Linked DNA regions of Mus musculus: regions 1, 2, 3, 4 and 5 are each linked to region 6. The links are chromatin loops, found by intact Hi-C in ENCODE. Cell type or tissue: heart. All regions are shown on one strand.

The links. Hi-C counts contacts between places; a loop is a spot of excess contacts. Peaks named below come from ENCODE experiments on the same cell type or tissue, not always from the same donor. Only the 100,000 strongest peaks of a DNase experiment are listed, where the experiment ranks them.
Region 1: it touches region 6 in a loop (3-fold over the local background); 8 of 42 quality-filtered maps call a loop at or near these places.
Region 2: a loop joins it to region 6, with 6 times the contacts of the local background. A loop is called at or near these places in 8 of 42 quality-filtered maps.
Region 3: it touches region 6 in a loop (11-fold over the local background); 13 of 42 quality-filtered maps call a loop at or near these places.
Region 4: it touches region 6 in a loop (14-fold over the local background); 21 of 42 quality-filtered maps call a loop at or near these places.
Region 5: a loop joins it to region 6, with 12 times the contacts of the local background. A loop is called at or near these places in 20 of 42 quality-filtered maps.

The regions. Positions count from the first base shown.
Region 1 is chr12:109,540,741-109,544,740 of GRCm38, forward strand. It overlaps Meg3 (maternally expressed 3), which reads left to right and starts at 256. Exons shown (of 10, transcript NR_027652.1): 1 at 256-359; 2 at 2,960-3,109; 3 at 3,287-4,000. Mir1906-1 (microRNA 1906-1) reads left to right here and starts at 3,801; the gene lies at 3,801-3,880. In heart, CTCF peaks have their summits at 1,413 (motif pointing right) and 2,322 (motif pointing left); a DNase peak (open chromatin) is centred at 231; H3K4me3 peaks cover 2,338 bases; H3K27ac peaks cover 1,480 bases.
Region 2 is chr12:110,396,788-110,400,787 of GRCm38, forward strand. No RefSeq gene overlaps it. Among named protein-coding and RNA genes, the nearest start is that of Gm40577, 19 kb to the right of the region's middle. In heart, a CTCF peak has its summit at 1,824 (motif pointing left); no DNase peak of the experiment used is centred here.
Region 3 is chr12:109,604,783-109,608,782 of GRCm38, forward strand. It overlaps Rian (RNA imprinted and accumulated in nucleus), which reads left to right. Exons shown (of 21, transcript NR_028261.1): 2 at 1,432-1,559. Among named protein-coding and RNA genes, the nearest start is that of Rian, 2.8 kb to the left of the region's middle. In heart, no CTCF peak of the experiment used is centred here; no DNase peak of the experiment used is centred here.
Region 4 is chr12:110,371,763-110,375,762 of GRCm38, forward strand. No RefSeq gene overlaps it. Among named protein-coding and RNA genes, the nearest start is that of Gm40577, 44 kb to the right of the region's middle. In heart, a CTCF peak has its summit at 1,821 (motif pointing left); a DNase peak (open chromatin) is centred at 1,849; H3K4me3 peaks cover 805 bases; H3K27me3 peaks cover 3,423 bases.
Region 5 is chr12:109,956,519-109,960,518 of GRCm38, forward strand. No RefSeq gene overlaps it. Among named protein-coding and RNA genes, the nearest start is that of Gm34554, 37 kb to the left of the region's middle. In heart, a CTCF peak has its summit at 2,400 (motif pointing left); a DNase peak (open chromatin) is centred at 2,383; H3K27me3 peaks cover 200 bases.
Region 6 is chr12:109,435,536-109,439,535 of GRCm38, forward strand. No RefSeq gene overlaps it. Among named protein-coding and RNA genes, the nearest start is that of Dlk1, 16 kb to the right of the region's middle. In heart, CTCF peaks have their summits at 884 (motif pointing right) and 2,377 (motif pointing right); DNase peaks (open chromatin) are centred at 946 and 2,386; H3K4me3 peaks cover 922 bases; H3K27ac peaks cover 3,536 bases.

The DNA.
Region 1 (4,000 bases), 110 kb after region 6:
TAGGGCTCATGTAGGGAAAAATCACCAGCGACCACAGGGTGTTGGTCATGGCGGCCAGGGGCACTGCGGCAGATTTTTTTTTCCTTCGTTCTTTGCTGCAGTCTGGGTGCGGCTACAGCAATTTGTCATAGAATCTGGGGGGCTCATTTTTCCGGCCAATCACTTTTAGAGAAATGAGCGCATTGCAGCAGAATGCGCTGACGTCAAAGACCACCCCTTCTGCGCCTTTATATAAACCCCACCCAGCCAGCCCCTAGCACAGAAGACGAAGAGCTGGAATAGAGCTCGCCTCGGCTCTGCTGGCCTTGGCTGCAGCTCTTCCAGAAACCCGGGGCGCCCACAGAAGAATCTCTTACCTGGTGAGTGGTTAGCCATCCTTTGCCTGAAAGGATGTGCAAAAATGAAGACGACATCACTATCTGGCTTCGGCTCCGTCCTCCTGGACATGCCGAAAGGCCAGTGCTGGGGACCTTCTCCCAAAGCCAGCCCCTTAGCCTGGTCCCCAGCATCCAACACGAAATTCTGCAAGGAAAAGAATCCTCAGGCACATTTTTCTCGCGGGTGTGGGGGGGTCCGGTCCACTAGGGCTTTTTTTCTCACTAGTGTGGGCAGCGCGGTAGAGACCCTGATTAAGAAAAGCAGCAATAATGAGATATTCCGCCCCCAAATCCAGTGTATTTTTGTTTCTGGGGTCTAAAAACCTGGTTTTGGTGGCTGAAAGCCCCCCTTAGAATCGCATTAATGGTGAGAGACATGGCGGCGATGCATCATCCCGCAAGCCCCATAAAATGGGGGGGGGGTACCTGAAAAGGGGGGTCTCGAGCCATCTTTTTCTCCTAGCCAGGTTCTCGGCGGAACGTGGGCGTAAGATTTAGAGGTTCATGTTGACCAGCAATTCTGAATCCAGATACTCGGGTTTAGTATAGACCTAACCTCGGGCAAAATATAGTGGGAAAAAAAATGTAACCATTACTAGCCGTTTCCTGACGCAGCTACTTTAACAGCGGAAAGAGAGGGCGTCAAAGGCAAATCTAGCCGGAGACCCCCAGATCACAGAGAAGGCTGCGGAACCGGGGGGCAAAGGCAGAATAGATGTGGGGGGTGGGCTAGGGTAGAAAAAACCCCACGTCCTTGCGTCTCATAGGAAGGAAAAGATAAAATGCAGAAAAGGGGGTGTGTGGAGGTGTGGGGGGTGATCTGAGTGCTGGAAATTTGGAGGCAGGGTTCTTTTTGGCATTGCGCATGATGGCTGCGGCTAGATTCTGACGTGTTGAAGGCTTTTGACTTTTGGTAAATCACCTTTTGCCGTTTCCTTTGTCCCCGTGAAGCCCCCCCTGGCCGCCCCCTCCTCATTCTGGGCTGGCTGGCTGAGGGGGGGGGCAGCCTGAGGGCTGCGACGTGGCAGGTTTCTAGAATGTTCTATTGATGGCCGCAAGAGGGCGCTGGTGGCACTGCGGAATTTTGGGGGGCGGGGTGGGGAGGGAAGAGGAGGTGGCCTTTGTTCTCCTGCAGGAGGGGGTCGGGAGCGAGATGGGTTGCGGGACCATGGGTTCATTTACCTATGGGGAAATGTTAGTAGATACCTGGATTCACTAAGGTGCGCTTGCAGGACTTACAATAGGTCAGAGATGGCGTCATCTGCAGTGGCTGTGTGATTTAGGGTGTCATGGACGCAGATTAATTTATTTTCAGTGATTTGTGTTTTCTGGGGTCTTAGAAAGGTGTGGCTTTTTGAGGAAGAATTGCAAAAAATATTAATTAATTAGGCGTCATCCATAAGGGTCTTGAGAGTTGACGTGGCAAAGGGGGGGCAAGGTTTTGAGGAGAAGGGTGTTAATTGGGTGGGGGGAGGCAGGGTGGTCTGCCTTTATTTTGTCATATAGCTGAAGACCTCAAAAATGAGTGTTCTGTATTAAGAATTGAGTCTTTAAATTTTAATTATGCTTAATTGGATTTACTAATGGTGGGTGGGGGCAGCGTCCTGCTTTTACTTATCAGGAGTAGAATTGTGGTCTGGGGGCAGCCCCTTACTGCAGGGTCTCTTTGGTGCAAGGCGGCTCCTGGATGCCTGTGTGTGTGCTGCGTCATGTCTGGAAAATGGCTCAGGCAGAGGCGATGGGGGTGCATAGCGACCCTTAAAGATGGCTGATGTGGGCTCTGCCCCCCCCCCCCAAGCCTGAAACCTGTTGGGCGCCCTCCCCCCTCCTACGTCAGTCTAGCTCTAGCAGCTGCGTCCTGGCGCCTGTGGGGGTGCCTCAGGTGGTTGGGCTATTGGAGTCTTAGTGAGTGCGGGCCGCGCGCCCCCTAGCGGTCTCTATGTGCAAATGGTTCTTGGCCTGCCAGACTAGCGCTAGAGTTGCGCATGCGCACACAGCTAACACTTGTGACCTGTCAATCAATTCATCTGTACCCCTCCCATTGCTGTCCTCCCCTCCCATTTCTCCTCCTACTTCTCCTCCCATTTCTACTTTCCCTCTTCCCCCTCCCATTTCTGTTTTCCCTCCTCCCCCCTCCCATTTCTTCTCCCTCCTCCCCCTCCCATTTCTTCTCCCTCCTCCCCCTCCCATTTCTCCTCTCCCTCTTTCCCCTCCCACTTTTCTCCCCTATCTTCCCCCTCCCATTTTTCCTCACTTCTTCCCTCCTCCCACTTCTCCTCCCTCCTCCCTCCTCCTTTCTCCCCCCCACCCACTTCCCTCATTCCTCTTACCCCTCCCTTCCTCCTCCTTTCTCCTCCCGCCCCTACCCATTTCCCTCATTCCTCTTACCCCTCCCTTCTCTTCCTTCCCTCCACCCCATCCCTGCTTCTCTTCCCTGATCCCTCCCACCCCTCCCTCTTTCCCCCCAAGCCTTCCCCTCCCTTCTCTCCTCTTTCACTTGCCCCCTCCCTCTCTATGCTGTTCCTGGGCTGGCCGTTAGAGGTCATCAAGGTGGTTTCTAACAACCCCCTCCCATATCCTAGGCTCTCTCTTCAGGGATGACATCATCGGCTCACACCAGTCTTCCAGGACCACCTTCTGGATGCCAAGGCTGCTGCTCGAGTACCTGCTGTGCACCTCTACCTCCTGGTACCCCAGCCACTCCCTCAAGTTGCCTGCATGTTATATGGCCTGTGAGCTCTCCTGCCCATTGCACATTCATCACCCCCAGACCCATTAGCCATTAAAGACAACTTAAAATGTTAAATAATTAGCTGAAATTATAATTAGTTATAATTAATTAGCTTACATTGTAATTAATACCTATACCTGGGCATTTAATAAATTCTCTAACCTTTGGTTATTTGTAGAGCCAAGGAGCACGGATTCCAGGAACCCACTACCATACAGAGCAACTCCTTGTGGACCCCCCTGGGATCAGGACAGCGAGGGACAAGCGACAAAGAGGATCATCAGTGGCCAGCTAGTTTCTCTGGGGTTCAAACCTTGAACCAGTGCCCTAGTGAGGGGGCACTGGCCATGGCCCTTGACCTTTGCTCTGCTTGTGTCTTGAGTCTGAGCCCTTTCCTGTACATCTGTGCTCGTGTTCATCTGCTAGTGAACTGGAGTGCTGCCCTCCCCGAGGAGGGTCGTCCCTTGTGACTGATCATGCTGTCCTAACAATGTCCTGAGCAAAAGGGTCCCTTTGGGAACCTCTCAGGAGGGGGACCCGGGTCAGGGGCGACCAGCATCTTGCTGGCAACTCCGTGGGTGGGGTGGGGTGGGGTGCTTCCTTCTGGAATGAGCACGTGGCTGACCCCCCAAGGCATGTCCCCTCCCCCTCCTCCACCCACCTTCTCGGAGATGTCCCTTTTGGGGTAGTGGGGACATTAGGAGCAACCTCCTAGGGTTGTTGTGAGAATTAAATGAACTGCAGCAGCCTGAGGCAGGGCTGGGCAGAGACCTCAGCACATGTTTGTTGAAAGGTTTGCAGGTGGATCTAGTCCTCCCGTTCATGGCTCATGTGTCTCAACCATTCTCTCGCAGACTCCTGCAGCCCCTATGCCCAGGGCTCTCCTTGCGCC
Region 2 (4,000 bases), 960 kb after region 6:
TTTCATTGAGGATTTTGCATCTAGGCTCTTACATCTTGGGTACTGAAATAAAAAGGCTAATGCTGAAATGTTTCACATGTCGGGATTCTATAAAAGGATCTGAAGCAGTCCCACCCAGAGAACAGTTACAGATACATTTGAAATCAGTGAAAACACAGAAAAAACTTTATTAAAAACACAAAAAGAAACAAATGGGGGAAGTTGGGGCTAATGGGAGTGATGACCAAAATTTTAAAACTCACTGAAAACAGGATCAACTACCGAATGACGACAGACAAAGTCAGAGCCAGCGGGCTTGAAGATTAAAAGACATGGGAAGCAATGAATCTGAACAGATGAAAACAGAAGATGGATGGAACTTTAAAAGCTTGTTGTTAGATGGTATCAGAAGACCTAAGGTTCAGGTCTTCAAAGTTCCAGAGGAAACAAAGGACAGTAGTGTTGAAAAGGTGTTTGAAGAAGTGGCATGCGTTTTCTCAAGTTTGGCAGAATGTAAGTCTGCAAAGTCAAGAAGCTGAGCAAAGTCCAAAAAACAAGCAACGTGAAGAAATCAACACCGAGACACATCACAGTCAGACTTCTGAAAACTAAGGGCAAAGAAGAAATTTGGAAGCCCTGAGCAATGATTCGGAGGGGCTCACGGGAGGGGCCTGCAGGAGGGGCTCCGAGGAAGTCACATGTCTTTCAAATGCTGAAAGAAAAGAACTATCAACCTTGGATTCCCTGTGAATCATGATTGTTTAGTTTGGGGTTTTACTTATTAAGGCCAGTCTCTGTCTTTTCACCAGGGAGTTTAGCTCATTTATATTTAGAGTAACCAGGGAGAGAAGAGAGCTTTCCTTCTGTTGCTTGGCTCTTCCTTCCCTGAGTGTGCCTTGCCGCTGCTCTGGCCCTTCCTGTGCCACTGACTTCTGTTGAGTTCTACTGTTCATAATGAAACATTTAAACTCTCATTTCATTTTGTGTGTATTCTGGCTTCTTCGTGGTCACCATAGGGACTCTGATTAACACCCTAGAGTTATATCATCTGACTTGAATTTATTCCAGGTTAACTTTAAGGATTTACAAAGCCCCCAATCCCATTGTTAATATTTATATATTTTGGCCAAGTAGTGATGGCTCACACCTTTAATCCCAGCACTTGGGAGGCAGAGGCAAGATGATCTCTATATGTTCAAGGCTAGCCTGGTCTACAGGGTGAGTTCCAGGATGGCTAGTGGAACAGGCTCTATTCCCAGTCCTGGCTAAGCCCAGAGTGTTCTTGCCTGAGGGAGGTTCTTTGCCCAGCCTCAGGCAGAAAGTTAGTATTTTGAACAGGTCCTTAGATTCAGAACTCAGACCCTCACATCTACACAGCAAGCGTTTAATCAGCTAAGACTTCCCCCAGCTTTCTCTCCATATTCTTAACCCAAGACATTGCTGCTGATATGAACGTTCACGCGAGCACACAGCCACTGCCGACATCGCCGACATAGCTCTTTATCCTTCCTGCATCCCTTACCTTCATCCAGACTCACCCTTTTGCCTGAAGAATGACATCTGATATTTTTTTAAGTGTGGTTCTTCTCACACCAAATTCTATTTCTGTGTGTATGAACATTTCCTTACGTTATTTTGAATGATATTTTCTATGCCTCTAACTTCATTTCTGCTTAAAACCAGCTCTGTGGGGACCCAGGATGTCGGCGAACCTGTGCTGCGGGAACCTGTGCTGCGGGAGCTTGTCCATGGGTTAGTTAAAATGGGGAAGAAAATTAACCTTCCATCCTGTGTCTGCTGCAGTAGAACCCTAGCAATGATGGAGCTCCGGCGCCTCCTGGTGGCCAGAAGGGTAAATATGGCTCACAGCTAGAAGAAGACTTCCTCCTACATCATGACTACTAAACGCAAGGTATGTCAGACAGAAACTATCCAAAGGGGAAAGCCAAAGCATGTAGATAAAGAGACAAAATAGTAGAAATCCTACAGATGCTTAGATATTGGAATTATCGTTTATAAACTTCCAATAAGTATTTGTTTGTAGGAGACCATCAGCAAGACCCTGGGTTTGGGTAGAAACCATCAGGAAGAGATGGAACTTGGAATCTCACACCTGTGAGGGTCAGCACCACAAACTTGGTCTCCCGCCTGCCTTCCGGCCTTTGTCAGGGTCTTCCGCAGCTCAGCTGCCAGGCGCTGAGACTGGGGGTTTACTTTCTCTCCATTCTGAAGGCTGAAAAGTCCCGGGTCAAGGTGCCAGGCTGCTCATTTTCTGGAAGGGGACAGCTTCTTGTTGCCCCCTTCCATGACACAGAGAGGGGGGAATTGAGTCTCTGCCTCTTCCTAGAAGGCACGTCCTGGAAGACAATCTACAGGACCGGCTCCCTCCACCCCACTTTACCCAGGCCTCGATACCTTCCCTCCTAGGCTAAGACTTCAATGTATGGACTTTGGAGAAACCCAAGCACTGGGTCTGGAGCAGCCACCTCCTTTGCTGCAGCCACCTCCTTTGCTTCAGCTGTTAAATCTCTCCTGCTTCCATATGGCGTCACCTGACCACACCCCTGTGTGACTCACCTCACCTCTGGCCTCCATTTGCCAGGATTCCCATACCAAGGAGTCAGCCCAGGACTCACAGCATCTTCTTGACACCCATGGGGTGAGCAAGCCTTTGAGAACCTGACTTGAGCACTGAGCGGTAAAGAAATGACCTCCGTTTCTCCTCCTGCCTGGACATTCAGTGTCCGCAGCCCTGGGGAAAATGCCCTCGTAAGAAGGGCCACTAGGGGCTGGTGATACGGCTCAGTGGGTAAGAGCACCCGACTGCTCTTCCAAAGGTCCGGAGTTCAAATCCCAGCAACCACATGGTGGCTCACAACCATCCGTAATGAGGTCTGACTCCCTTTTCTGGAGTGTCTGAAGACAGCTACAGTGTACTTACATATAATAAATAAATAAATCTTTAAAAAAAGAAGAAGAAGAGCCACTAGTTACGCACCTCAGCGTCTGTCAGTTGTACCCTGTGTCCCTACACTCTGTTCTCACTCCTGGTCTCTGGAGTTTACTCCACACTGAAACTGGAGTTCTAGCTGGCATGGTGTTGCACACCTTTAATCCCAGCCCTAGGGAGGCAGAGGCAGGTAGATCTCTAGGAGTTCACGGCCAGCTTGATCTAAATAGTGAGATCCAGGGCAGGTGGGGCTATAGACAAACAAAGGATCTCTAGCTGCACCCCACACTTACCTTCTGGGTGGAATTATTCTCTCTGGATGCCACAGCACAGAGGAGACCCACAAGTCAGAGGCTTACAACAACAGGAATTTATTCCCTCACAGCTCTGCAGCCAGGAGTGTGAAATCAAGGCGGCAGCACGCCTCTAAGTCACTTCTTCACATCATCAGCTTGTACACAAGAGAAGGCCTTTTTCTCTGCCTGTCTGGGTTCCAAATTTTCCCATTTAATAGAGAAACGCTCTGGCGCGCACCTTCACGGCCCGGCGCTAACGGCTTGGCCTCCATAAAGACCTCATGCGGCCTCAGCTTCCTTCTGAGGAAACACGGTTTAACACAGTATCACCAGTATCACTAAGAAGCTCTCAAAAAACCAAAAGCAGGAAGAGGGGACGGGGCGCTGACTAGGCTGGCGCAGGGACCCGAGTGCGGAACCCCGACGCTGAGTATGGCAACACATGCCTGGAACCCAGCGCTGTAAAGATGGAGACAGGAGGCTCCTGGGGCTCGCTGGCCAGCCGGGCTAGCCAAAACAGCAAGCTCCTGGACCATCAAGGGATGGCGGGGTGCGGGGGGGGGGGCGGGGGGGGTCTCAAAAAATAAAATGGAGAGCAACTGGGGAAATGCCAAAGTTGACCTCTGACCTATACACACAGGAAAAGTAGAAGAAATACATCTCTAACTTCCAAAAAAATCTAAAAGAGATTAAACTATTTTTTAAAGCAGACTATAAAAGACATAACACCTCGTAAACAGCATCACGGAGCTCCAGAGTACTCACCACGGGGAAT
Region 3 (4,000 bases), 170 kb after region 6:
CACTCCACAAATCGTGTGGGCTAAAGAGCTGAACCTCAAGTGATTACAGACCAGCCATAAAGGCAACACAGTGCTTAATGCTCCTCAGGTTTTATTTTCCCCTGCCTAAAGTCATGGCAGGAGACTAGTCTGCATTTCTTCAGAGAAGACAGTTACCCAGTAAATGAAACAGCAGCTTTGCAACGGCAGAAAAAGGTGGATGAGTCTTCAGACTGCTGAGTTTAGAAAGGGTTAATTTTTTTTTTGGTTCTGAGGGTCTCTGAGCATCAAGTGCTTCTCTGAAGACGTGGGTGTAATCATATTATCTTTGTCACACACTCAGCCCTATGCGCAGTCTGAGATCCTGACAGCCCCTGACAGCTGCAGAGGGACTCACTAGCTAGGTCTGAAGCTCAGGATGCAAGCCAGACTTGGGGTACCTTGAAGAGAAAGGGGTCTTCTGAGGAGTCCAGTGTGCAGTGCGCTACTTGGATGATTTAGTGATGCTGATGCCAGGACCCTCTGCGTTAGACCCTGAAGGTACACAGTAATAGTGTGGGTTGCTCAAGAGTCAAGCTGTCAGGGCACGTAGCATGGCCTCGGCTCGTTACCAGCAAGCAGGCTGCACAGTTGAGACACATACCACTTCTGTGTTTATTTCTCTAGAGGACCGTGTCCCCTGTGCCAGCATCTATCTCAAGTCACATTCCCCTGGAGTTCCCATTCCATACAGCTAATCCCCTAGAACACGGGCCAGCGCATTAGCTTTCTGGGCCTCTTAAGGACCAAAGAGGAAAATGTTCCCCCATGGGTACATTGCAGACGTTGAGGGTCGGATTGGAAGTGAAATCACAGCCTAGGCTCACACCTGCTAGCTGCATGTCACTGACAGGCTGAGCGGACTGCGGCGTCAGCGCAGAAGCACAGAAAATAAAAATTAAATTTAAAAAAAAAAAAAAAGGAAGAGAAAAAAATATAAACCTTGACTCCCCTTTTGAGTCCCTTTGTGCTGAGAATTTGTTTTGGGCACCCACAACTTTAATCGAATTTGTTTTTTGATTATTCCCTTTGCTTGTTTATTTGTTTGTTTGTTTGTTGTTTGGCCAGTAAAATCCTCCAAAAGAATAAACAACAACCATAACAAAGAGCCATTAAAAAAAAAACCCCATGCAAAATATTTATTGTAATTGTACAGCAAAAGTACTGCTAATTAATTTGGTGGTTGGTAAAAGTCCATGTGGTTGTAGGACTGAGCCCCTCCCTCATCTATAGCCCCCTCCTCAATTTAGCTGCTGTGGTCCTCCTGGGCTCCTGCATTTTTCTGTACATTTGCACACCTCTATAAACACACCTTTCCAGAGTCCCTGACTTTTTTTCTTTCGTGCGGAGGCTGTTTCAGAGCTAGCGTTCTTCCTTTAGCATTTTGTATCAGCTTGTTTTCCTCCCCTCCAGAATTGCTTGGCCATAACAAAGATCCATTGCCTTTCTGATGACACCCAGCACCTCGGATTCTGTATACACGGGAGGTGATTTAAGCATCTTACTGCCACCCTGAAATCTGGGGTCCTTTATCCTGGCAGGTGTAAGTAATTGCTGAGTGCCTTGGATCTGGGGAGAGAGCTCCCGAGCCCTTATGACATTATTACAAATGAATATATGAATGCATACGTTAGCGGAATGAAAGGCACTGTGCCTCGGACCAACGATGGGAAACTGTCTTGGAACAAAAGATCATGATTAATCTGGTCCATTGTAAAATCCAGACGTCCATTAAAAGACAATAGGTTTGCGCATTTCCCTCTTTTTAAGAGCTGTTTAATATTCCGGTGTACGTATGCAACACCCTGTTCTGTTATTGAAAATGCCAGCTGTCCTGTTCCCTTCCTGGAGAGTGCGTGCAGATAGAAGCCTGGTGAACATCCTTCTCATCAGGGCAGGTCAGGGTTCCTGTTTGTTCAATATGGTATTTAAAAAATAAAACCATAAATACATCCATAAAAGTGTTCTCTGCAAGGATCAGCGAGGAGGGCACACCACACACACCCACATTTTAATTAATGTGATCCAGCTCAACTGATGGCCGATTAAAGAGAGCTAAGCTGTTTTCATTTTATGCCATTGCTGATGGCACCACAGAGAACATTCTGGTAGCTAGCCTGGTGAACACATCCCTCTGTTTATCCCAGCCCCTTAGCGGTGGGCTAGCTGAGTAAATGGTTTGCACAGATTTGTTTTCACTGAGAAATCTTTCTAAAATACCAGTTTGCTCCCGTGTAGCCTTCTAGCCCTTTCGCTGACTTCCCAGAGCTTCTGGGATTAAGTCCAAGGGGAAAGGAAAAAAGCCTGATACAAAAGTCCGGTGTTCAACGGCTTGTACCCTCCTAATACTCCCCACCCCACGCCTTTCCCCCCACTGGACACACTGTGCTTAAGCTGAAGAATAAGCTTGACACCCATCTCCTGATAGCACCCCCATAGTTAGGCGTGTGCCCCACCCTGTGTCCAAAATTTCCCAGTCCATGGTCTTGAACTGCAATGCCTTGCTTATAGGATTTCCTATTCTAAGGCTATTCCCCCTGTCCCCCCTCCCCGCCCAGTGTAATTAACAAAATGGGTCAGAGGTTAATCACCATGTTCTTTTGCCCCTTCCAGAAGACCCTTTTGTGTTTTCCCGACACTTACTTCGGAGACCGCCCCTCTAAGCAGAGGGCCATGTCGCCTGCTGCGTGTTGCTGGTGAGTCTGCATATCGCCGTAATACTACACATGGAATGACACACTCCTGTGCACACACCTGTACACACATGCACCTCATAGTTGTGATTAATTTTACAATGTGACTATAATCTCTCAGCTTGCTCCTTGCCCTCTCGTCCCAGGATACAGGATAGGGAAAGAGCTGTGACAAATCAGTTATAAAACATACAGGTCTGAGAGTGGACATTTGTGTCTTTGAGTCGGCCTTGCCTCTAGGGTCAAAGGACGTGGCATGTGTGTGTAGGGTGAGATGGCGTCGGTACCCTTTCCTTTTTAGTGTGGGAGTAGGCTTGTCAATCATAAGTAGCCATCTTAACTCCCATCCAGATACTGCATGGTCTCTAGCTGTGTGTCCTTAGGTAGCCCAGGAGTGTCTCTGTGTTTTGGTTCCTTCCTTTCATTTTTCTTTAAAAATCCAGAATCTCTCACACAGGCCCATTGAGATGTCTCTGAGAAAAATAACTCATATAAGTCATCTGGCATAGGAACACAGGCAGGGTACTCAGTAAAATCCAAGCTTCCCTAGCCCAGCCCAACCCAGCCTGGCCCAGCCCGGCGCGACCCGACCCAGCCCAGCCCAGCCAGGTACCACCCATTCCCTCCCTCTTCAAGGCAGCTCTGCCTTTTCAGAGAACATGACTGACAGACGCAAAACAAAAAGCCTCCAGGATGAATAACGCCCCCGGCTCCCCTACCCAAGCCCTGACCCCTTTTAGACCCTCCCAAGGTACCCCTGTTCTTCCTCAAACGCCTGGGGGTCGGCCCAGCTACCCTACTGCTTTTAATTGGGTTCCCCTGTAATTTGGTAGGGAGTGAATCTTATTTTCATATAAATAAATAAAAGAAATCAGATTGCGCACAGGAAGCATTTAGAGGCTCTTATTTCACTGCCTTCAGCATGAATGACTCCCGAGAAATAGTGGGGGTGGTCTCCAGATGACCCCCAGAAAGCTTAGCTGCTCAGTGGTACAGAAACGCCTGGCCTGACTCACTAAGCCGTCTGTGTGCTGTGCGTTCAGGGGAAGTGCAACTTGCCTGTCGCCCCTTACACAGAAGGGACCCTCCTTGTTTGCCTGCACAAAGGCGCCTCTCTCTCTCTCTCTTCAATGTTTTCTTTCTTCACTGGTCAGGCAGATGGTTCCTCCATGTGCGACCCTGCCACAGAAACCCATTTCTCAACTCCCTCAAGCCTGTATTTCATCCCCTGCCTTGAGCAACAGGAGTTATCAGAGGTGGAGTGTTCCCTCCCTTCCCAGCAGGGGCTA
Region 4 (4,000 bases), 940 kb after region 6:
TGATATTACATAACCTCCCCAAACAGTGTGCCTACCTGTGGACCAAGTGCTCAAACCCAAGAGGCTGTGGAGGAGATTTTTTGGTTCAAACCAGTGCAATCCCTGCATTCCATGAGACTCCAAAGGACCTGCTGACTATAGCTCAGCCTTAAAGGGTTTGCTTGGCATACACAGGCCATAAGTTCAACCTTCAGCCTGTAAGAGGGAGAGACTGGCTCTACAACCTAAGCTGAATTCATGCCACCCTTCACGAGTCTCAGTGTCCCCTGCATCCAACAATGGAAACTGGCCTGTGTTTCAGGACCCTGAGGTGAACACAGGCCAGGCATGATCAGCAGCACCTGGATTAAGGTAAGTTCTGCATGGCAGAAGATCATGCTAGCCATACTGAGGCTGCCAAGGGCACAGCAGGAGGCAGCCCCACCGGGCCTGCTCTGGGAGTGTGTGGGGGTACACCCAGGCTGGCAGGAGGACTGTAGCAGGGAGCCAGAGCCTCCCGGGCACTCTTGCCCTCTGCTCCGGTTGTTCACTTCTAGGAACTGACCCTAAGGCCGCAATCAAGGATTCCTACAGCGCCTAGCCCAGGGCTGCGCTGGCCAGGCCATGTGGCGAGTCAGTGTCCACACCCTGGGGGGCCTCCTCTGTGCAGTGCTGTGTAGCTGTGGGAAGCCAGGATTTTGGCTAGATGGCATGAAGCTGGCATTAAAACCAGTGAAAAGGTCAGGATGGGAACAACTGTACGTGGATGTCCTTGACGGGAAGCTGTTTGGGCATTCGTTTGAAAATGTCCCGGACTGAAGAAGCACCCTGACCTTCCTGCCAATTCCTAGGGCCCCCCAACCAGCCCCTTCCTGAAATTTGGTACCTAAAGCCAGAGCCCAGACCTCTCCCTGCCCCTCCAAATCCCTGGCCTCGCCTACCACCCCTGGGAAGCAGATGATGGAATCTTACTGGTGAACTGGCTTTGCTGACTACCCCATTTCTTTTTACCCTTCCACATCATCTGAAAGGAGCAGAGAAGCGAAGCAAGCTAGGGCGTTGGCTGGCTAGGGATTTGTCCCGATCCTACACCTCACCCCCTCCGCCACACATCCACACTCTTCCAGTCCCTCTCCCCACTTCCCTCCTGCTCAGGGCCTGTAGCAGCCTGCTCCAAAGCCCAGAAAAGGAAGAAGAAGAAAAAAAAAACCTAACAACAATAACAATGCTCAGAGTCAATTCGCCGAGCCTAGCCATGCTCACGGCTGTCTCTCAGAGCTGCCCCCTCCAGACTCAGTTTCTCTACCTGGGAAGGAAGCATAACCACACCCCGCCCCGGGACCAGTGAGAGTCTGTGGAAGGAACAGTGTATGGTGTGAAGGGGTACCCTCTGGAGGCTTCTCCTGGGGCCCCCAGACCCTGAAAAGCCAGAGCAGAACCAAGCCAATCGCTGCTTTAAAGACATACCACTCCCCTGACAGCCCGAGGGCCAGGCCAGCCATGAAGGCGGAATCAAGACCCCAACAGAATTCTGTAATGAACACTCTGCTGTCTCAGTTTATGAGAGAATACATAAGACGTGTAATTGCTTTTGTATTTCGGACACTCATTAGAAGAATAATAAATGTTATTATTTATTAATATGGCAATGAATCATTCAGTTTTTTAAATTAAACATTAAACCGCTAACAAATTAAATGTAAATTATTAGGCCCGCGGATGATGGAGAGGCTCCCCGGGGAGGGGGCAGCTCGCTGGCTGCGCAGAAGCACGCCGCATGTCCCGGGACACAGCCGCAGGGCCGGGGTGAAGCGAGGACAAGACGGCTTGTGGGCTCAGCCTGCCCCCTGCTGGTTATCAGCAGGAACGCAGCAGTCGCAAGCACCCCATCCGCCCAGCGCCAGACTCCTCTGGATCCTTCTAGAAGCAGCTACGCCACGGGCTGTCAGGCGCCTGCGCTCTTGTCCCGCATGAATTTTTGCTGCGCAGACCTAGTTGGGGAGGGCTATCTGGCTTGGAAATGCGTGCGCCCTTGAAAGAAAACCGCCTCCTCTGTCCTCTGCAGCCTGGACCATAGTTCCTGGTGCACTGTCGTCACTAATAAGCATCCACTTGTAGAAAAAAAAAAAAAAAGCACAGAGATCCTCAGTATCTAGCAGAGGTTGCACAGCCAGAAGCTGGCAGAGTAGGAGATTGCAGTCCACCTGTGTCCAGTCCAAAGCCTGTGTTTATCTTGTATTGCTTGTTGGCCCTCTCAGGAGTTGGGGTCCCAGGCTAGTCTTCTGGAACCCATAAAGAGACACCTGTGTAAGGAGCCAAGGGAGTTATTTCCAAAGGACTAAACACCACATACCAAGTTACCTAGTGCACATAGCTGTTCAATAAGGTAGGCGCACGCCCACGCCCATTCCCAGGATATGTAAGCTGAGGCTGAAAAAGACTGCAACAAGCAAGAAATTAGAACTAGTACCTGCCAACCCAGACTTGGCTCCTGATCACTCCAGAACCAGACCCCATTCCTCAGGAAGCAGTGAGCAATCCCTCTGCCCACTCGTGTGCCCACTCCCCTGTATAACACACACACATGCTGGCCAGTACCCATGCCTTAAGGGAACACTAAGCTCAAATCGTATGAGTCCTCGTATGAGGGCACTGGGGGGCGGGGGGCGCGGGGGAGAACCGGGGTGGGTCCCTGACGCCGACAGTGCTAGTACGGCTGCTCTCTGGGACCTCCAGTTTATTCTTTAAGGAAGATCTCAGGAATTGAGCCACTGAACACTGAAGCCCCAGTCCCACAAAGTAAGGCTTCTAGGAAATACCCCAGACACTCGCTGAGACAGACTTCTGGGAAGGGGCTCACAGCCCACCCCAAACTGAGGGGGTTAGCCCTCTGCCGTCAGCCCAGGCTGCTGGGACAGGGAAGTCCAGCCCATAGGCAAGCCCTGGCTGCAGCTATGGGGTCTGAGGGCAGATGCACACCTGGGGGTCCTGGTCCTCTCTTTTACTCCTTATCTGTGTGTGATCTCCGCCCTGGGCTACCCCTTGGCTCCCCACAATACCCTTCCTGCCTTGGTCAGTCTAAGTGGATATCTGCTACACAGAAAGCCACTCTCTGTCAGATTATCACGTTATCCCCTCATAATAGGTACAACAATTATAAGCACCCATCAAGCCTGGCTGACGGACCCTACATCATAGGGCAGATTGAGCCACGGTTTGTTTCCCTGTGTCTCCCCTGCCCCTCTGACACCCACCCCTAGGAGAGGATGGTCGGGTGAAGGAAAGGTAAGGGGTTATTGCTTTTCGTTTGGCCCAAGCTGGGAACCACTGGAGGTTGAACTGTGAACTTGTTCCAGCTTTCCTCTGGACCTGGATGTCCCACCTTTGCAGTGAGGTGCTACAAGGTACCCCAGTAGGAGTGTGCAGAAGGTGGGGTGGGGGGGGAGGCCAGCTCCAGGACCCAGCTCCAGGTCAGATTGGGTCAGCAGCGTCGCCATGCAACGGGCGCCAGAATGAGGCTTATGCGTCTGCCTCCTGTCTGGGTCCTGCCCCAGGAGGGACTGACAGGGCTATTATTGCTGTTCTTGCGCAGGGCCACTCAGACACCAGCTAATTTGTTTCAATCGCACCCCCTCCCTTATTGATCAGTGCTTTCGTAGGGTGTTGCGTTAAATGACTTGTCGCCATAGCAACCATCAGATACTCCTGGGGACCGATGAGTCTGTTTCCTGAGCCAGATCGCCCCCTAAGAGCGCGAGGGAACAAATCTCTTTTCATATCGTGGCTGTCTGCTGAAAGGGACAGGATATTGCTCAGACGAGTCCTTTTGAAAAACAATATTAAAAAAGAACATAACCAGGTTTTTCAACAGATTATAAAGTTGTTTCATAAGGTGCCTTCCTCTTAAGAAATATGAAATCAGATTTTAAAACCTTTGACCAAGTTAATCTTTCTCCTGACTACTTTGTCTCTCCTTAGGAAATAAGCTGAAATATGAAAGCACTTCCCTGCATAAAGACAT
Region 5 (4,000 bases), 520 kb after region 6:
GTCATATAGCACGATGGTGGTCTGGCCTGCTCAAAGGTGGTGCTCTTTATTCCTCCAGCCCAGAACATCCACACTGAATCCATCCTCAGGTTCCAAGCGAGGTCATTGCCTCCCACGTGGAAGATTCCAGGTAAACACGGGTTGAGTTATCACCATTGACTGTGTGTCTGCTGTCCTGGCTGAACTAAGATGGAAACTGTGGGCAGCTGGGTGTTCTGCCCACCAAACTTCTCAGCAATGTGGGAAGCACCACCCCACGCCAGCCCTCCAGGCCACCCCACAGGGCAGTAAACACTGTGGCCAGACTTCTGGGCGGAAGCCACCAAGCACACAGAGGAAGCCGGCTTGTGAGGAGGCTTTGAAAATGAACTGTTCAAAACAAGACTTGGGGCCTGGAGGTGGCTGAATTGGTGACGTGCAGGCCACACAAGCTTGAGGAGCTGAATGCTGTAAGAAGCCAGGCAGTGTGTACCTGCCACCCCAGCAGAGGAAACGAGAGGATCCCGGGGGCTCACCAGCCAGCCAGGCTAGCGGACCTGGGAGCTCCAGGCCAATGAGAGACCCTTGTCTCCAAAATTAAGGTGGGAAAGTGACTGAGAAAGCATTTGACATTGACCTTTGGCCTACACACACACACACACACATACATACATACACATAAACATACAAACACATGAACACACGCATGAACACATACACACATGAATATGCACACACAAACACATGAACACACACACACACACACACACACACACACACACACGCATGAACATGCACATACATGCAAACACACAAACACATGAACACCCACACACACAGGAGAGGGTAGGGCAGCTGTACAGGCAGCATAAGGGGACAGGGACAGTGGCCTTGGTACATCCATGCTATTGCTCTTGCTGTTGCCCCTGGCTTGCTCTGAGACTCATGGGAAACAGCTCACTCAGCCTAGAAGTGAGGGAGAGTTGTGCTTCCATGTCAGAAAACCTTGGCAGCTTCAGAGTAGCTGGCAAAGCCCAGGAGACACGCGGAGGAGCTCTCTGAGGAGCTGAGGCAAAAAACAAAACAAAACAAAACAAAACAAAAAAACCCAGCTACTGATGTGTAATGACTGCGGGGCCTCCTCAGGAATGTCTCCCCTAACACCCCCTTTTGCTGCCACCTTCCCTCACATGGCTTGTTCTTCTCTCTCTCTCTCTCTCTCTCTGTGTGTGTGTGTGTGTGTCTGTGTGTGTGTGATTGTTTGCAACAGCAGACAGGTGGACACCTCCTAAGGAAAGCCACAGGCTACCCACATGTTCCACCCTGTCCCTTCTGTGTGTGCCAAGCCACAGGGCATCTCTTCTCTCTGAGCCCACCCTGCCTGGGACTGAATACTGAAGAAGACAGGGGGCAGTATCTCAGAGCCCAGATGAGCCTCCTGCCAGGTGGATCCATTGTCTCAGGCTGGGGAGCGGGGGCGTCTAGAACAGGAGCATCAGTGGGAGAGCACCAGGGACCTTGGGACAGGGTAGGGAGACTGAATGCAGATAGATGGCCACTGGGTGCTCATGCCTAAACACCTGGAACTCTCCAGGAATTTGCATACATTCTCTCCCTGCAGACTCTCAAGGGTTCAGGCATGCCCCATTCCACAGAAGAGGAGATTTGCAGAAAGCAAGAGCCCTGCCTGCAGTGAGGCCCACTGTGAGCTAAGTACAGGACACAGGAGAGTGTTAGGCATTGGCCCTAGGAGGTCTGGAATCTGCAGGGGAAGGACATGGGGGACATTGATGCAGGGGTGGGCCTCCTAAGGTCCTCGAGATTTGAGTGCCACCCAGTGTGTATGCAGAAGGGGCGTAGAGGAAGAACAGGGAAACCATTCCTAATTTTCTGTGTGTCCCTGGGTAAGTCACTACCTGTCTCAGGGCCTTGGTTTTGCCATTTGTAAAATGGGTACTGGGACTGGCTAGGATGGAAGACTTCCTGGCACTGCAGTCTAGCAAGGGGGACAGTCAGTGCAGCATAACCCATCCCAGGGCCAAAGCTGAGGCTGAGCGACCTTGATGGAATGTGGAGCACCCTCAAAGCGGCACTGGACACTGGGCTCAGTTTTGGAGATAAAGAAGTAGGCTGGGTAAATTAATCTGAGCCTGTGCGTGCGTGCGTGCGTGCGTGTGTGCGTGCGTGCGTGTGTGTGTGTGTGTGTGTGTGTGTGTGTGTGTGTGTTGGGAGAGAAAGAGATGGAGGGGGGAGTCCAGATGGGTGTGGCTCTGGACATTAGGAGAAAGCCCAGAGTCCAGCACTACCTTGATCCTCACTCACTGTGAGTAAGAGTCTGGTATGCACAGCTCCCTGCCGCAGGGCCTCTGGCGGGAGGAGGGTGGATCCCTGCCAGGTCTCCTGGCTAGCACTGCCCCCCAGTGGCCGTCCTCCGTGCCCAAGGGCCTGGGGCTAGAGTAGATGGTAAACCAATCACAGGGCTCCACTTACCACCCAGGCAGGAGCGCATTTACCCTCTGGGAAAATGAAAACATTTCTGGCCTGAGACCTCCAGACCCACGGAGTTTCGGTCAGCTTGCAAACGGACACTCCACCCTGCCTAGGGGAGAGAGGGGCCGCCTCCGGTACCATACCACCAGGAGCTCAAAGAAAATGACCAGCACCCCAAAGTCCTCCACCTGAAGATACCTCTGCTCTGCCACCAGCTCTTGGTGGCCTCTGCTAAGTCATGCCCTGGCAATAGTTCTCAGTCATTTCCTGAGGGGTGTCAGAGCTCAGAAGCAACATCTTGTGAGCTTAGCACTTCAGGGTCTGATGGTAAGGACCCAGGAGCTGTGTCAAGTGACTTCTCAGCATTCCCCCATGGAGGGACACCCTCGGGCCTCCTCTAACACTGAGGTGAACTAGAGGGGGGAACCCAAACTGAAGCCTCCAAGATTTCCAGAAGCAGGAACCCACCATGTAGCAGTGGGGGCTAAAGGCCAATTCCCACCCAATGGGGCACTTTGTCAGGATCACTGGGGATGAGGGAGTTTTGGGAGCAAAGAGCTTGGCAGTGAGAAGTGGAGGGACCCTCATGGTCAGAGATGCAACAGAGGATGGGGTCAACAGGTAGGGAGAGTTTTCAATGGCTGGTCAGAAGTCAGCCTCCTTTCTGGATTCCTGAGTGGCATGTCAGGTGTCCAGTTATATGCAACTTCCTGATAAGCAGTCATGTTTGGAACATGCTAGCACTAAACACTAGAACCCACACTAACTAGTGATCTGCATTGTTATTTGTTAGATCTGACAGCGATGCTAAGCTTATCTTTCCTTGTTGTGGGGCTTGCCTCTGCTCAGGGCAAACCTCCCTTCTCAGGTTGTTGGGTCTAAAGGGTCTGGAGAGCCCATTGCCTGGATCCTGCAGATGACCTCAGTCTGCAAGGCCATCCAAATGAGAGGGAGTGTCAGCTCAGACCCTGGCCATCTGTTGTGTGTGAGGAGCTGGCCCCTCAGGTGTTTGGTGTGGATATTCCCTTCTATTAGGTCCAAATAGGGAAGGCTTAAAGAGCACTCCGGGGTCTCTGCTTCCTTAGTGAATCTTAGATCTTACCTCCTGGGTGTTGCTCCAGGTCCTTCAGGTAACCCCATATCTCTGCCCCCCACCCCCCACCCCATGCCAACAGGAAAAAAGTCCATTTGGTGGTTACATCCTAGGGCAGCTGCCTGAGTTCGAGACCCCAGACCTGGAGTGGTGAGCCTATGCACTTGCATGCAGCCAGCACGCCCTTGGAAAGAAGATCGATGGACAGCCTCTCCTGGGGACAGAGGTGCACAGCAGGAGGGATGGTCATCTCCCTTGTCTACTGATACACTCGCAGAACCTGGTAGGCCCCGAGGCACACCCTGATGCTCTCCCTGTCTCCTAACCCCACCACGGCCTCCACAAAGAGTTCCCAGTCTAGCAGGGTATTGTCAGGTCAGGGTTGCTCATGGAGGACAAGAGAGATTGCTTCACACTCTCCTGAGGCAGGCCTTGGGC
Region 6 (4,000 bases):
ACCACATGGTGGCTCACAACCATCTATAATGGAATCTCATGCTCTCTTCTGGTGTGTCTGAAGACAGCTACAGTGTACAGTGTACTCATATACATAAAATATGTCCTTTTCTTTTTTTTTTTTTTTTTTTTTGGTTTTTCAAGACAGGGTTTCTCTATGTAACCTTGGCTGTCCTGGGACTCACTCTGTAGGCCAGGCTGGCTTCGAACTCAGAAATCCTCCTGCCTCTGCCTCCCGAGTGCTGGGATTAAAGGTGTGCACCACCACGCCTGGCTCATAAGTCTTTTTAAAGACAAAAATAAAATATAATTTTAAGTCCCACATGTCTCGAATAAAAGGCCAACCCCACTCAGTCTGGGCTCTGAGGTGGTCCACAGTTGGGCATCTGGGAAGTCACAGGGAAGGTCCTCCCAGAGAGCTGTGGGATGGCCCAGTGCCAGACTGCAGCCACAGTCCTCTGATCCCAAGGAGGCCAACTCTTGAAGGGTCCCAGTGTGTGATTTTCTCGTCTCTCAGTCTTCTGCCCTCTCTGATTTTTCTTTAAATAGCACAACAGCAGCAAAGCCAACCAGTTACTTCTCATTTTAAATTCTCACTCTGTCTCCAAATCCCAGCTGAAAGGCAAACTCCCTGGCCAGAGCACTCAGTCTCCACTCAAAGGCAACCCCCAGCCTTCACACGCTCCCTTCTGCCCCTATGCTGGACCCAGAGGGCCACGCACGGGAAATAGAAGGGATCATCTCCGGGCTTTGTAGATATGGCTGCAGCAGCAGAAGACATAAAGAGAGACTCAGGATCCTTCTCTGTCCTGTTCTCCACAACCACACCTGGCCCAGAGACACCCCTCCCCCCAGATTCCCACAGGTCAGTTACTGGCCCAGGCCTCTGGGTGGCACTACCAGTCCTAGGCTGGAGCAGTCCCTGCCTTGCCCCGCCCCGCCCTTTCCACACCTCTCGGGACTCTTCTCATATATCCCCCTGGGGTGGCAGCCAGGACCAGGCTTCCAGGAAGGGGAGAGCCCAAAATATCTCTTCTGTCCTGTTCAAAGTAGCCCCACGGCAGGCTGAGACCGATGTACATCCCACGTTCCCTAATTGGGGGTGGACGGGACAGAGGACCACTCTGGGAAAAGGCCCTTGTTTGTACAAGGAAGGGCCAAAGGTCTCAGATCCGTGTCACCGCAGAGTCTGTGTGAAAGTGGCGCTGGCCTTCAGAGAACCACATTAGGGAGAGCTTTATGTTTGTATAGGGAAGGACAAAGGTCTGGGAACGATGTTACCACAAGAGCTGAGCAAAGTGAGACTGTCCTTCACACATCGGGGTGGGCAGTGTGGGTGAAGAAGCCACTGGAGGAAGCAGGGCTTCGTTCTTTCCATGTTCACACAGAGAAACAGCCCCTGCCTGGGCCTCTGGCTCCCTTCCGCATCCTCACACACCCCTGAACGGGCCTCTTCTGTGCGCCCCTCCTGCTGAGGGGATGTAGAAGACCTTCACCGCCCTGACACCAGGGAGCCATTTGGCCAAGCCTGGCTGTACGGATGGGAAACTGTATGGAACAGGCCGTAGTCTGGACTGTGTCTCACGTAGCTGTCTGTTCTGCTCCCATGAGGGGTGAGAGCATCCAGCCACCTGGCTGCGTTTGCTGGGAACGGACGTCAGGAGCAGTGACTGGAAGGCAGGGGGCCTAGTTGGGGAGGGAGGAACTCTGCAGGCTTGAGGCACCTTCCACCCCATATGACTGCCCAAAAAAAATACCTTGCTCGGGAGAACAAGGACCCCTCTCACATCCCCCACGTTTTAGACGGCCCATTACCACAGTTACAGACTCCTGGCTGTCTTTGGGTCCCCTCTCCTCATACACAGCTGACTCTGCCAGCTTCCTCTGCCCGGCCCCCACACTGCCAAGGCTGATAGGATTGGGCCACGGGGAGGAGTGAACCCCCAGAACTATCCGTCAGAATGCCTGGACAATCAATGCCTGGGAACGTCTGTGCTTCCAAAAATTTGTTATCGGTCTTCCTCTTGGGCCTCCTGAGCAGCCTGTATTGAGGAAGTTTGGAACAAGCAGTATGGTTCCTGGGACATGAGTTATGACAAGCCTGTGGCTTCGTGACTGGAAGGACTGGGGCCCTGGAGGGATTTATCACTCTGAAGAGAACCTTCAGAGGGCTTCATTAGGCTGAAAACGATAATGAATAGGCTCCCCTTGCCTGCATTCATTCACAACGGCTCTCCTCTTATCTGTTCCCTACAGGAGCCACTCTCTGAGGAAATGCAGACATCCCGGGGATGAACTGGTAACTGCTGCAGAGTAGGCGCCTTCCAGCCCTCTTCCTCCTCCACGTTGGCGAGGCGAGGCCAGGAGACCCGCCGGCAGGGGGCGCAGCCAGCTCGCCGAGAGCAGGGGCGCTAGGCGGGGCAGGTGTGCTGCCCGGGGAGCCAGCGGGACCCAGGGTGGTAGAAAAGTTGAGGCACGCAAAGGGGGAGTAGGGCGAGCCTTCTGGGGCCTTCAGGCCTGCACTGCCTTCCAGATAACCACATCCGGCCATGTATGGATATAAGCCAGATGCCGCCATCTCCCCCACTCTGTTTCTTTTTCTTTTAGAAGTGGTTTAAAGAGTAACACTGACTCTCTTCCGCACGACACTTTAAGGAGTGAATCCTCCTTCCACCCCAGTCCCCGCCCACTCAGCAGAGGTGAATGCAGTAACAGTTTCTTGTGTGATCTTCCTGAAACATCTATGTCTGTGTAAACATATACATAGAAAAGTGGATCTGGTACGTTCCCTTTCACACTACATAAATGAGTTCATTATATACACACTGTTCTGTCTGGAGCCTTTCTTTCTTTCTTTCTTTCTTTCTTTCTTTCTTTCTTTCTTTCTTTCTTTCTTTCTTTCTTTCTTTTTTTTTTTAAATCTTACCACTACTCATCTTGGGGATATGTGAATGTATTTTCCCTGTCTGTGTTAAACGGAACAGACGCAGGAGTGGGAGGGGGACTTGCTAAGGAGGAGAACTGCCTTTAAACTTCTACTTCTGTGTCTCTCCTCTATCTTCCCTACTCCAGCCACGCCCCACAGCACCCCACTCCTCTTCCTCTACCCCATCTCTGCCCCTTGGCCTTTCAGCTGTCGCCATGCCCTTCTTCCACCATGGCTGCCACGGTGACCGCTGGGGCTTCTTAAGGCTCTGACCTTGTAGCTTCACTTCTTGGAACCTGCCTGAGCTTTTCCTGTGGCAATGCCCAGTAAGGTCATGTTGGGGACCCCTCCAAGCTTCACCTCCTTAGGGACAGCTGCTCCCCTCACTCTTCTGAGACTCAGCTCCCAAAATAGCCAGGCGCCCGGGTGCCTGGCCTGCCCTGGCTGGGCTTCCTCCTGTTGCCGGGAAGACCTCCCCCTCCCCTGAATTGGCACACTCCTTTGAACCTATCAAGGCCCATCTCTACCTCCACTGGGATGTCTTCCAAAGGCCCTGCTGGGGCCTAGTGGCTCTCCTGGGGCCCAGCTAGAGTAGCTCACACAGTCTGACCTGACCTGCGTACTCTGTCCGTCTCGGGGCTGTTGCCCAGGGCTGGGGACTCTACTTCAGTTGTTGTGGCCTGTTCTTCCCCGCATACATTTTCCTTCCACTAGGCATGTAGCAGACTAGAATGTGCTTACAAGGTCTGCTCCACGTTGCTCCCACTTCAAAGGCCCAGTAACAAGGTTAGAGAGGGGCCAAGAAGGGTGTCCAGCGTGCTAGTGTCTATCTATGTTTCCTTAGCTCTGAGACATGAAACTCTAGACACGATCCTCTTTTCAAAACTCTTGTTTCTTCCTCCAATATGGGAGCTGAAGTCCACACTCAGGCTATCAGTTCAGACACTCTTTAGAGCCTTCCAGACTTGCCAGTGGCATTCCCAGTGCTGAGCAGTGGCTTTACCAGCGAGCATGCCAAATGAGCTCTATTCTTCTCTAGGCTCTGCATAAACGGCCAAGCTGGAACTTGTTGGGA